Linked DNA regions of Homo sapiens: regions 1 and 2 are each linked to region 3. Evidence: chromatin contacts called from ENCODE Hi-C data. All regions are on one chromosome and are shown on one strand. The core of a region is the stretch at or near the end of the contact, and the rest is flanking DNA. Distances in the headings are between cores, read along the strand shown.

Evidence for each region. Hi-C counts contacts between places; a loop is a spot of excess contacts on that map. Pooled maps may share reads with other maps.
Region 1: a loop to region 3 is called in a map with no recorded cell type, with 2.3 times the contacts of the local background. The contact joins two enhancer-like sites. A Hi-C loop is called at or near these places in 3 of 37 single-sample maps with no recorded cell type and 7 of 50 pooled maps.
Region 2: a map with no recorded cell type shows a loop between it and region 3 (4-fold over the local background). The contact joins two enhancer-like sites. A Hi-C loop is called at or near these places in 1 of 168 maps with a recorded cell type or tissue (naive thymus-derived CD4-positive, alpha-beta T cell), 5 of 37 single-sample maps with no recorded cell type and 9 of 50 pooled maps.

The regions. Positions count from the first base shown.
Region 1 is chr9:89,398,180-89,402,463 of GRCh38, forward strand. SEMA4D (semaphorin 4D) reads right to left here. Exons shown (of 16, transcript NM_001371194.2): 5 at 1,097-1,159. Among named protein-coding and RNA genes, the nearest start is that of SECISBP2, 82 kb to the left of the region's middle. Within about 2 kb of position 2,397, at least 4 of the 41 ENCODE cell types and tissues checked have a DNase peak (open chromatin) inside an H3K27ac peak, as active enhancers do.
Region 2 is chr9:89,416,524-89,420,764 of GRCh38, forward strand. All of the region lies in intron 2 of SEMA4D (semaphorin 4D), which reads right to left. Among named protein-coding and RNA genes, the nearest start is that of SEMA4D, 79 kb to the right of the region's middle. RefSeq lists an enhancer at 4,067-4,216. Within about 2 kb of position 2,853, at least 7 of the 41 ENCODE cell types and tissues checked have a DNase peak (open chromatin) inside an H3K27ac peak, as active enhancers do.
Region 3 is chr9:89,708,873-89,712,856 of GRCh38, forward strand. The region is part of intron 5 of LINC03062 (long intergenic non-protein coding RNA 3062); the gene reads left to right. Among named protein-coding and RNA genes, the nearest start is that of LINC03062, 71 kb to the left of the region's middle. RefSeq lists an enhancer at 3,403-3,903. Within about 2 kb of position 1,984, at least 3 of the 41 ENCODE cell types and tissues checked have a DNase peak (open chromatin) inside an H3K27ac peak, as active enhancers do.

The sequences.
Region 1 (4,284 bases), core at 1,147-3,646, 310 kb before region 3:
AGATGTTGCCTTTTCCGAAACTACCCACAGCCCACCCTGCCCTCATCCTGTGCCTATAAGAGCCCAGACTCAGTTGATAGAGAAGAGAAGGTGCTGGACTAGAGAGAGGTGACTTGACTTCAGAGGGATGGCTGGATTTTGGAGAAATGGCTTAACTTTGGAGAAGAGCCGGCCAGAGCTGGCCAGACTTCAGGGAAGATTATTTGCTCGTCCTGTTCCCTCTCAAGCTCCCATCTCCGCTGAGAGCCACTTCCAACACTAAACAAAATTCTCTGACTCCACCATCCTTTAAGTGTCCATGCAACCTCATTCTTCTTGGATGCCGGACAAGAGCTCAGGACCCTGAGTGTGTGTACCCAAAAAAGGCTGTCATACTGGCCCTTTGCCCTCACTGGCAGAGGACAGCTGTCCCACACAATGAGAAAAGGGGCCCACTGAGCTTATAACACACCACTGTCCATGGAGAACAGAGATAAGAGAGCACTGTAACGCACCCTCTGGGGCTGCGGGGGTCACAGGCACCCCAACCTGGGTGCCACCCTCAGGGCTCACACAAAGCCTGCTCCTGCTGGCACCCAAAACAGCTGGCCAGATCCCACACTTGCTCACTCATGTGCTCCCTCCTGCAAGAGGTTGAGCACAGCAGGCCGAATAAATGGGGCATCTCTGTCGCAAGTCCAACGAAGGGGTTGAGAAAAACTGCATGACTAGCAACTCCTCCAAGCCTAAGGCCTCTGGGTGCAAGGAGGCAGAACAAACCCTGAATTTCTGCACTATTCACCAGTGGGCTTCACTATTCACCAGTGTTCTGTAGTCAAAGTTTCAGGCCATCTGAATACATTCAATTCATATAAACTTTAAAAAAGTATTTCTCAAAGGCCAAATATGTTTGGCACCTGCTTTGAGAAACCCAATCCTGATACTCAGGAATAGAGGGATGAGCTCCAAGACGCATCACAACAAAACCAAGCCCAGCAGAATGAACAGAGCCTGGAGAAAAGGCTGGCCTGCACTGCAGGCATGCTGGCATTCAGTAGATTAAAACAACCAAGAAATACTTGAATGGGATTCTTTGTAGCTTGCAAAAGAAATTTACCTGTTTTGATTTCCCCTTTTCTGCACATTTTGCTTTTTTGTCTTCTGAGACCTTCCAATACACCTGTTGGGATAGAGTCCATATCAGTGCATATTCTTTTAAAGAGATACTAGTATAAAAATGCACAATTTTAAAAGCACATGATAGAGTTTAGAGCCTAGAGGTTTCTCCTGAGATGATCAATTCTCAGACTGCAAGGGAGGTTCAGAGAGCAGGGGAGCAGCCTGGGGCCTTCATGAACATCCTCACTGTGATCCTTATCCTGAAACCAGTGGAGTCTGGAAGACCAGCTCCAAAAGTTCCATCACTCACCATAAAACAGCAGCAAAAATCAAACTCGTGAAAGTGGAGAAAATTAAATTATTTTTCAAAAACCTAAACCATAAGTATTTTCAAACATCAAAGTGGGCTTTTTTCCATCCATTCAAAGTGACTCTACAGGCCGGGCGCAGTGGCTCACACCTGTGATCCCAGCACTTTGGGAGGCTGAGGCAGGCGGATCACCTGAGGTCAGGAGTTCCAGACCAGCCTGGCCAACATGGTGAAACTCCATCTTTACTAAAAATACAAAAATTATCTGGGAGTGGTGGCGGGCGCCTGTAATCCCAGCTACTCGAGAGGCTGAGGCAGGAGAATCTCTTGAACCCGGGAGGCGAAGGTTGCAGTAAGCCGAGATCGCACCACTGCACTCCAGCCTCGTGTGCCTGGGCAACAGAGTAAGACTCCGTCTCAAAAAAAAAAAAAAAAAAAAAAAAAAGTGACTCTACAGTCCAGTTTAAAAAAAAAAGCCACAATATTCACTGTATCAGTAGAAAGGGAGATTTACGATTCCTTAAACTTGCATGTTGGCAGCAGGAGGAAGTGATGAACTAACACCACCAGCTCAGCTCAGGCACCATCTTAGTAAGATCCATGTTCCTACCACCTCTTCTTTCAAACCAGGGACAATTCGTGATCAGAAACTTCCAGGGGGTGGGGGCCTTAGCCCCTTGCCCTCCAAAGCCCCCACAGAATAGAAAGCAACATAAGACAAAAGGGAAGGTTTCTATATCTATCTCTGCCTCACCTTCCCCAAAATGCCCCCTCTCTCTGTGATGTTCCATAACTGATGCAAAAGAAACCAGTAACAATGTATTTTTCTCCACCAAAAGGCTTGTAGCAGGTGTCAGGACTCAGAGGTTAGGAAGCACACAGGGCTTCTAGGAGGGAGAGTATGAGGAGAGGAACCCCACTTTAGGTTTCTAACTAACTCTGTGAGTTCCTGAACAGCACCCAGGCTGCAGACACAGTACTAAGGGAGTGTCATTTCATAGAAATGGAAGTCCTGATAGGGGCACACAAAAGCGGAACAGAGTCTCATTTAAAATAGCCACTTCCTTCAGCATTTAAAGTACAGATGATTTCGTCAACTCGCATGAAATGCATAAGGACAAGGGAACGTACACTTCAACAGACTCTTGATCACGTTTGCAGGGATTTTCACTGATGCTTGGCGGGGGTCTCTTTATTTTTTTCTTTTAAGTATAAGAGGTCCCCAAGCCTCTCCCCAACCCCGAGGGACCACCATGGTGTCATTAACAGAGCAATGTCTGGCTCTCACTGAACACCTGTGGGGCCAGCACAAACACACTGTCCACAATTCCCCCAAGACCGAGTGTGAGCCTGTGTGGTCAGGAAGGCGCTCAGAGGAAGAGAATTTAACAGACACGCGAAGAGTAAGAGCTGAGTGAGGTGAGACCACCACATCTTTCTGCTCAGAGTGCCTCACAGTGCTGAATACTTTGTTTTTGTTTTTTTGAGACAGGGTCTCGCTCTGTTGCCCAGGCTGGACTGCAGTGGCATGATCTCAGCTCACTGCAGCCTCGACCTCCTGGGCTCAAGTGATCCTCCCACTTCAGACTTCCAAGCACCTCAGACTCCCAAGACCTGAGCCACCACACCTGGCTATTTTTTGCAGTTTTTGTAGAGAAAGGGTTTCGCCATGTTGCCCAGGCTGGTCTCAAACTCTTGAGCTCAAGTAATCCGCCTACCTCGACCTCCCACAGTGTTAGGATAACATGCGTGAGCCACAGCACCCAGCCAAATACTTGTTTTCAGAGCATAATGCTCAGAGCTCATTTATGTGTCAAACAGAAATTGAGAAATAAGCTAGACCCTGGAGATGAAAACAAAAAGAGATCTGGGCAGAAAATGTCCAGCGTGAACCTGGAACAGATTCCAGAGAGCAAGAAAACTAACCCCACACCGCGAGGTCTCAGGAGCCAACCCAAACAGGCTGCTGTTGACCATGGATGCGACGATTTGAGCATGAGGTAGGTGTTTCACTGTGATGGGTCAAAGAAGAGCAAATATCTTTAAATCTATGACTTCATTGTGACACTAAAAATCAATCAAAAAACTCACTCTTGCCCTTCAGAGGGGAAACTGACTCATTAACTCATTATTCTGAAAACTGGTAAATAAAGGCAAAGATTCCAAGCATCGATTCTGCATTTCCCAAAGGAAATGGGACCTCTACGGACCAAAATAGCTGGTGATGGGCACTTCCCCTTTTATACGATTTCCAGCTAACAAGTAGAGAAGGAGAGGTAGAATCAGAACATTGCGTTTTGCAATCTTTGATGAGAAGAGCATCTAGACTTCGCTGGTCAAAGGCCACCGAGACTGAGGAGGAGGAACACCTGCCTCCATGGAGAAGCCCGCCTCACAGCCCTGAGAGGGATGAGCCTGGATCTGACACCCAGCTGGGGATGTGAAGACAGAGGTGCATGCTAAAGACACCATGAGTGGGGCTGGGTGTGGTGGCACATACTTACAGTCCCAGCTACTCAGGAGGCTGAGGCAAGAGGATCACTTGAGCCCAGGAGTTTGAGGCTGCAGTGAGCTACAATCAAATTTTAAATTCGGTTTGATTTTTTAAAATGTTTAAAGACACCGAGGAATCAGGAGCAATGTGAAGAGTGGGACATGGGATGGGCTGTGCAGAGTAGCTTTCTCAGGAAGGAAACCGAGGCTGGCTCCTAGAAGCGGAGACTGAATGGACAGGGTGACCAGCTGCAATGGATTGGGACAGCGTGGTTGCAACCTGATTCAAACTAAACGTTTGAACCAACTAAACAAGCATCATCCACAAGAGTCGGTGAAATATGAACACTGGCTGAATGTATGATGATATAAATTTTGGAGAA
Region 2 (4,241 bases), core at 1,603-4,102, 290 kb before region 3:
CACACAGCCACGGACACACAGGGACATGCACAAACACCAGGCACAGACTCACAAGAACATACACTCCTACACACAGGGACACACAGATACCAGACACAAATGCACACACATGAACGTGGACAGACAGCCAACTGTTAACAGTGGTCGCTTATAAGGAGGAGGAGGAGGAGAACAACCAGGAACTCAAGTTTTCTTTGTTTTTTAAAAAATGAATCATACTTTTATATTGCTTCTGTAAAAAAATTTAATTCATGAAGAGATTATGTTTCACCCATGCTACACCCAAGTCAGTAGACCAAAAATTGAAACCCACCACATTAGTGTATGGAGCTGTGCATAATGCGATTTTTCACATGCTAATCCATTTCTTGGTTTAGGTGACTATTTCTTGCCATACCTTTGACCTTTTTTTTATTTACATAAAAAAATGAGAAGTGGCTTCCTTTCCCCATATATACTTCGTGCTTTTTGTGACAGCAAAGTAAAAAATAACAGAAGGAGCCAGTCCTCCTGGGCTCTCACAATGGAATTCTCTTACTGCTTAATACAGCACAGAATGGATAAAATTGTCCCTGCTTTCAATTACCTTATAACTAAAGATTCCAAAATATTTTTTATGAAGAGACTGACAAAAAACAAAACTCAAAGACAAATGACTTAAGGGAGGAAAAAGAAACCAGCAAAAAATACTTGTAAGACAAGTGCCAATTCCTAATAAATAAAGTGATTTAACAAATGTAAGAAAACAGAGCTCCCACCCCAATGGACCAGATAATATATCTAGCCAATAAGCACAGAAAGTGCTGTCTCCCTGGCAGTGATGCTGTGCTAATTAAAGCCGCCCTATCTAATTGGCAAGATGTGCTCTCATCACGGTCCCATGCATAGGAACCATGAAGGTCTAAGCTGGCAGCAGGACTCTTTAAAAGCCAGCAGAATAAAAAACCTTGTGGGGGCTCATTCATGATACTTGAGTAATATGAAAATGATGAAGGAAAGATGGGGTTTGACTTTTGTTTTCACAAATTAAGCTGGTTATTTCCTTCTCCTCTGAAACTGAAAATGCATGGCTTGGAACGGACCAAAATTAAGATTAAACACAAAATGGCCCAAATCTGAGGAGGGTGACCTGGAGAGCCCTCTTATTACACCACACCTTACCAGCCACCTTCCTGCACCCTCCAAAAGAAGAGAGTAAGCTTTCTGGTGCAGGCACCAGGGGCCATCAGCCGCGGAGCTGCCACAATCCCAAGACCCAGTGGGAGGAGAGGCCGAGAGAGCAGGGAAGAATAGGGGGAGCTGGGACAAGCAGTGGCAGAGCAAGAACAGAGACAGACAATCACTGTGGGTGCCCAGCACCCACCTCCCCATGCCGGGCCCAAGGGATGGCAGCCAAGTCTGAAGCTTTGCCCCACAGGATATCAGGGACCAAGGGACCAAGCAACCAACCACCTGCCAGATCCAACTGAGGCCTCTACACATTATCAACTCTGCTCAACTGAAATTACAGATCATGAATAAAGTGGTTTTACCTGTATCTTATGCCTCTTGAAACTTTCCAGTCATTTCTAGAAAGACGTCTTCAGAAATCTTTGCTGTGAAAATAATGGGAAACAAGGCTATTTAAGCCCTTAAACTGTGCATCCACTTAAACTCAGCAACACTCCTAGAAAGGCACTGAAAACAAATTATTGTGAGTTTAAACCTTCTAGACTTCCTTAGACGCAGGATCAGCTTGGCTTGCATGTGCTGGGGAAGACAGCACTGGGGCAGACAGGAGGGAGGAGCTGTGCAACCACCCACCCACGAACAGAGGGGAAGGGCAGCCCAGCCCGTTACCTGGTGCTAGAGATGAGCCCCAGGACCCGACCAGGTGTACTTTCTTGCACAATAAGCCATTCCAGTTAGCAGAGTCTGTGAACCAAAAAAGTACTATCTAATTGTCTATTAGCTCCAGATATGTATCCTTTAAAATTCATCTTCATGAGGCAAAGAAGGAAAAAGCAGAAACACATATGGCATAATTACAAGCACTAAAGAGCTGTTCATCTTCCTTTATTTTTGGATGGCTGGTTTTCAGCCAAACAGAACGGTGTCCACCGTGGTGTGGCAAGGTTCCATAGCATGGCTGTCACTCCTTTGCAGTGTGGGAGATCAGTCTCAAGACAGGGATCGTGGGGTGCAGTAGCAGCACCAACAATTAGATCAAGAGAATCAGAATCGCAAAACCAGAGCCACGTGCAGGACTGCAGACGCTCAGGAGCCGACGCTGATCCCTCCATGATTCTATTAACACAGGAGCCACGTAATTGTTAAACCTTGGAATCAGACTCCAGCATATTCTGTGGTGAGGAGGGTTTCTTTTTTGTTTGCCTTTTGCTTTCAGAGCTTATATGATCACGGCTCTTTTTTTGAAGCCAGCTGGGAAGGAGGCGGCTCTCCCTCCTCTACAGGAGCCCCCGTCCCTCCCACCCAGGCCCCTCACTGGACGGCTCCCTCCTCTACAGACGCCCTGTACACCCCTCCCCAGGAAGCAGAACCTTAGACACGGCCATCCAGGCACACAACATCCGGTCCCCCCACCCCTCGGGGCCGACACATCCTCTGAACCCTGAGCAGGCACCTGAGGTTAGCAAATGAACCGCGAGGGCAGTGATCAGAAACGATCACGATTCATCAGGCCCCACCGTAGTGGAGCTTCCAGAGACTGATACTGGGGTCTTCCCTCCAGCAGTGGATGGCTCTTACGGCCAATTTTATAAGCAAAAGTAGGTTCACATGAGCAGCTATGAGAATCCTGGAAAAGGCCACATCCACCCAGGACCTGACACCGACATTTCCTGTTGAAACTCCTGGGGCAGGGCTGAGCATTTGGGCACAACTGCTGGACAAGCAAAGAGGGAAAGTCCACGCTACTGTGGGCACCTGCAAAGTGCCACATCACTTGTTTCCACGAGGCCTTCCTGTCACACGGGAGGGAGAGGGGACAGTGGCCGCCCAGAGACTGTGCCAAAAAACAGTTGAAGGCAACAAAGGCAGAGATTCATACATAAATAAGAGGCTTAGGTAAATAATGTGAATATCACGGATTTTAAAACTAAAAAACTGGCCAGGCACTGTGGCTCACGCCTGTAATCCCAACACTTTAGGAGGCCGAGGCGGGTGGATCACTTGAGGTCAGGAGTTCAAGACCAGCTTGACCAACAAGGCAAAACCCCGTCTCTATCAAAAAAAAATACAAAAATTAGCTGGGTGTGGTGGTGCGCACCTGTCATCCCAGCTACTTGGGAGGCTGAGGCAGGAGAATCGCTTGAACTCAGGAGGTGGAGGTTGGAGTGAGCCAAGATCGCGCCATTGCACTCTGACCTGGGTGACAGAAAAAGACTCCGTCTCAAAAAAAACAAAAAAACACCTGAAAAACTTCTATTTTTTAGAAATGAAATAAGCCTTTGTCACTTTAATAAAGACCCAGAACTGCTCATCCTGTGGTTTAAGACACGTATCATATTCACGGTAATTTTGTGGCATCCAACAACAAATGTCAGCAGGTCTGGGTTCTCATCTCAATTGCCTCCAACAACTCCACCTGAACACCAGCATCCTTGTGTCCTGCCTCCCAGCTGGGGGTTCATATCTAGCCTCCAAAAACAGCTGCCAGCCCCAAGGTTCCTGAGTGGGAACACACTTCCTTTCTTAGTGAATTGCCCAGGCCCCAACCCCGCGTTGCCTTCACCCTACACATACACGGTTTGTTTCTTCTTTCTCAGCGTGCAACCCCACAGTTATGAGTTACCTGGCTTAAAAATGCAAACCCACACTTCTCATGTAATTACTCATCATGCTGTTTTAACTCATATCTCCCAACTCCTGACAGCACAGGTAAAAAGAATCCAATGGCCTGTTCATCAAAAAGCAATGAAATTAATTAGGAGAGAGAAGCATTTCCCTCTCATGGCCTTCACATCCTCTCCTGGTGCACCCCCTCTAGTGCAGGAGAGTGTGGGGCTCCAACGCCCAGGCCTTGCGAACAGGTATTTAGTGGTCGCTGATGGCAGAAGGACAGAGCCACTGGCAGCGCCTTCATCTGGCCTCCATCCTGCAGACATGACCTCGCCTTCTGGGCGTACTCCCTAAGCAGGGACCTGGTGTTCTTCAGCACACAGAGAAGACAAGTGGGATGAAGCAAGAGCAAGGGGCTCTGCAATCAGAGGAACCTGGGTTCCAGTCCTGGCTTCTCCAAG
Region 3 (3,984 bases), core at 734-3,233:
TTAGAACAACAATTTGTTATTCTCTCCCATGGTGCTGTGGGTAGATTGGGCTTGGCCACACCATCCTCACAATGGTGAGGCTTCAGATCCAATCAGACAGTGCCCAGACCTGGAGTCTCTGAAACCTCTGCTGAGCGGATGTCCAAGATGGTGCCTTCATCTATGTGCCTGGCCAAAGATGTTGGCTTTCAGCTGTCCTCTCGGCCTGGGATCTCAGGAGTGCCCGTATGAGCCCTCTCCACTCAGCCTCTCCTAGCATGGTGGCCAGGTCCCAAGAGGGAGCATCCCAAGGGCCAGGTCCCAAGAGTTGACAAGGAGCTGCAAGGCCTCTGGATAGCCTGGGCTTGGAAGAATCAGAACTTGTATTGGTTGACAAAGTCACAGAGGTTGGCCCAGAGTCAAGTGGGAGAGATGAGGCCCTTGAAAGGGACTGGCAAGGCCACACCGCGGAAGAGACAGTGGGATGCTAGATGTTATTCAGCCATCTTTGGAAAATGCAACCTGCCGCTTCAGACTCACCTGAGGTCATTGCTTCCACTTCTTCCACTTCTTTTTCTTTTTTTCCTTCTTTCTCTTTCTTTCTTTCTTTCTTTTCTTTCTTTCTTTCTTTCTTTCTTCTTTCTTTCTTTCTTTCTTTCTTTCTTTCCTTCTTTCTTGTCTTTTCTTTCTCTCTTTCTCTCTTTCTTTCTTTCTTTCGCCCACTCCAGTGGATTGGAAGCAAGAGCCTTGTCTAAATAACCCACAGTTGGGTTCCATCACCTGGAACATCCATGCTAAAGTGGAAAAAAAAAAACCATGAAACTTTCCTGTTGAGTTTGACAGGGATATAAACTCTATCTGATTAATATCAAAGCAATACGTCTCTTGGCCTTAGTGCCATCTTCTTGGAAACCTCTGCACCGCGAGAGCCAAGTGGAGAAAGAAGCAAAAGCACAGACTGAAGCTCAAAGGAAGAAAGATGAGGCAGAGGTCCAAGTAAACCGCTAGGTTTTTGCACCCATGGAGGTGCCAGGAGCAGAAACATGAATGCCAGAGGCTGGAGATGCTGGTACAAGTTGTTGGACTGCATGCTACTGTCTAGAGCTTGTTTCAATGCATCTAGAACTTCATCGCCATCTGATCGCCAAGACCACCTCTGAGACCCACCTTGCTCATGTCCATAACTGTCCATGTTAGTCCTTTGCCCTGGACCTGTGACACTCTGGACTATTTCTGTGTTCACTTGTGGCCGAGTATAACAACCGTAGACTAAATCACCTCTTCTGCTGTCTTAGCTGAAGAAGCAATACGTTTGGAGGGAGAAGCCTAAGTAGCCAGGATTGCTGTTAAATATTTAGGAGCAGACTGCGTCTGTATCCTCATTTATTCTTTTCATTCAACGCATAGTAAATGACATTCCTACCACATGCCAGTAACAGCACTGGGTTCTAGGGATTAAAACAAATGTGAAAGAGCCCCTTTCCCGCCCCTGTTCTCTCTGTTGGTGAATCTCATGTGACCTCCAGTAGTGACATTACTTACCCTTTATCAAGCATGTGCTCCATGCCAGGCATTGCACTGAGATGGGCGTGCACATTGACACTGGTTTTTTGAATTCTGACAACGAGCTTGTCAGTTGGTTGTCCACATTTCTTTATAGACATGGATTGTGGCCTTTAGAGAGGTTGAGTGATGAGCTCAGAAATCTACAGCTCATTTTCTTTACGATTACAGCATGCTGCCACCAAGTACTGGTACCCCCGTCAATGGTAGCTGTTAGTGTTATCGGGCCTGCTGAAGTCACGTGGCCTCTGCTGCTACCCTGGGCCATGCACGCCATGTTCGCGTGGTGGCTTGGTGGGGGTCCCGTGGGCAGTAGGTCCAGTGCGAACTCATCTTATTTCAACAGTCAAGAGTCAAAAGAAAAGAGTCCGAAAAGGAAATCCAACCTATGACTAAGAAGTCCACAAAGTCCGTCAGGGGCTTTGTGTGAAAAACTAACCTGCTTAGTGTCAAGCTTGTTTATTCTTGGCTAAAAATGACTTCCTGTTTCTAAGAAAAGAGGCCTCTGGTGGATAGAAAACATTTCTTACAAAACAACTTTTGCTGAGCTCAGGCCCAGTGACTCAATGCCATGTGGATTATATTTCCTATAAAATGCTCCAGGCTGAAAAATCAAGGGTAAAAGTATTGGACAGGGGCTTCTGGAAGTGGGTTGTCCCCAGTGTAGACGGGGCTGTTTCCCCACACTCCTTCCTGGGGAGATGGAGTGCCCGGTCGGGGGAGTCCAGGCAGCGAGGATGAGAGGCCTTGCTTTCCCTTTGCTCTGGGGGCCTGGGGTTGTCTTCATCTGCTAGGGTCTCTGCAACGAGCACCACGGACCATTCAAGGCAGCTTAAACAACCACGTCACAGCTTAAACATTCATTGTCGATCGATGCTGCAGGTGAGATCAGGTAGGGGCTGGGGCTCTTACTGAACTTGTACCCTGGCCTCTTCCCCTTCCCTGCCCCACACCTCTCCCTCCATTTTTGCTATCCAGGAGCAAACCCTTTAGAAATCACATGAATCCATGCTTGAGCTCTGCTTCCAGGAGCTGGATTTATGGCACCAGCGTGATGCCGGGCACAGAGTAGGTGTGCAGGAAGTTCCTGTGAGTGAACGAGGAGGGGCACTTGCTCTCTCAGACACCAGGCAAGCTTCTCCCCACACGAGAGCTCTCAGATTCCCCACAGGTCCTGCAGGTGAGCAGTTTGTCCTCACATTACCAAGGAGGGGTAAAGGAAAGGCGAGCCATTTGGCCAGGCTGTGGCAGGCCAGGGATCTCAACACAGGTCTGTGTCACCACCCAAGCTGTATAGCTGTCCCCATGGCCTAGGTGAGGGACTTCACCTCCTTGTGCCTTGGATTTCTCATCTGTAAATTGGGAACATTGTTTGTTTGTGACGATTTAGTGCAGAACACATAGCCCAGCAGTGACTGCTAGCCCTGAGCGATGGCTCAGCACGCTGGGGAGGACTAGACCAATACCTCTGTACACACGCACACATATGCGCACACACGCCACTCACTACACACCCATGTACATACCCCCCATGCACACATGCATACACACACACAGGTACATCCACAATACACCCACATACGCATATGTATGCACATCCACACACACTACACACCCACACACGTGCCCAACCCCCATGTACATGCATGCACCTACACACCCATTCACACACCCTCATACATACACACATTCAGCCACATCCACACATACCTATGTACATACCCACATATATACATGCATGCACATACACTACACATACACACACACATATATGCACACAATGCATATACACTCACACACATATGCACATACAAGCACACCACAGAATGCACATGTACACATGATATGCAAGTACACAGTACACATATATATGCACACACATGCACACCTACATATCTCTATACACACATACACATAGAGGCAGCCACTCAGAACACTGGCATGTGGGTTCAATTAATTCTGGCTCGTGGCAATGTTGTTTGTTTAAGGAAGCTTACGGTGAAAAACAGTGTCACAAAGTCCCTGGGCTCCCTCCTCCCTCCGCGGCCAGAGCTACTGTTGGAGCACACGTGGGGCAGAAGCACAGCTCCATGCCCATGCCTCACAGAAGGTGAGCAGGCAGCTCTTTGGAGAACTTGAGGGTTCTCTGGGTGGCCCTGGGCATTAGGTCCCCTCTGTCAGTCCTTGCCACATGGCCATCCCCTCTTTGCTGGTTGCTGGGGACTCACATTGAGCACTGAGAAAAGCCCCTTTGCTCCACCCCTGTCTAGGGAATGCAGGGACTTTACTCCTGCTGGGGCATTTCAGGAGCCTCATGCAGGGGCAGAAACTCTGGTGGCTGCTCCCACTGCCGGATCACAGTTGGTGCTGTAGTCCTCCAACCTGGCCTGGTCTAGAGCCTCATCTGGCTTTTTTGAAGTGCCATCTTCAGCTTGAAAACAG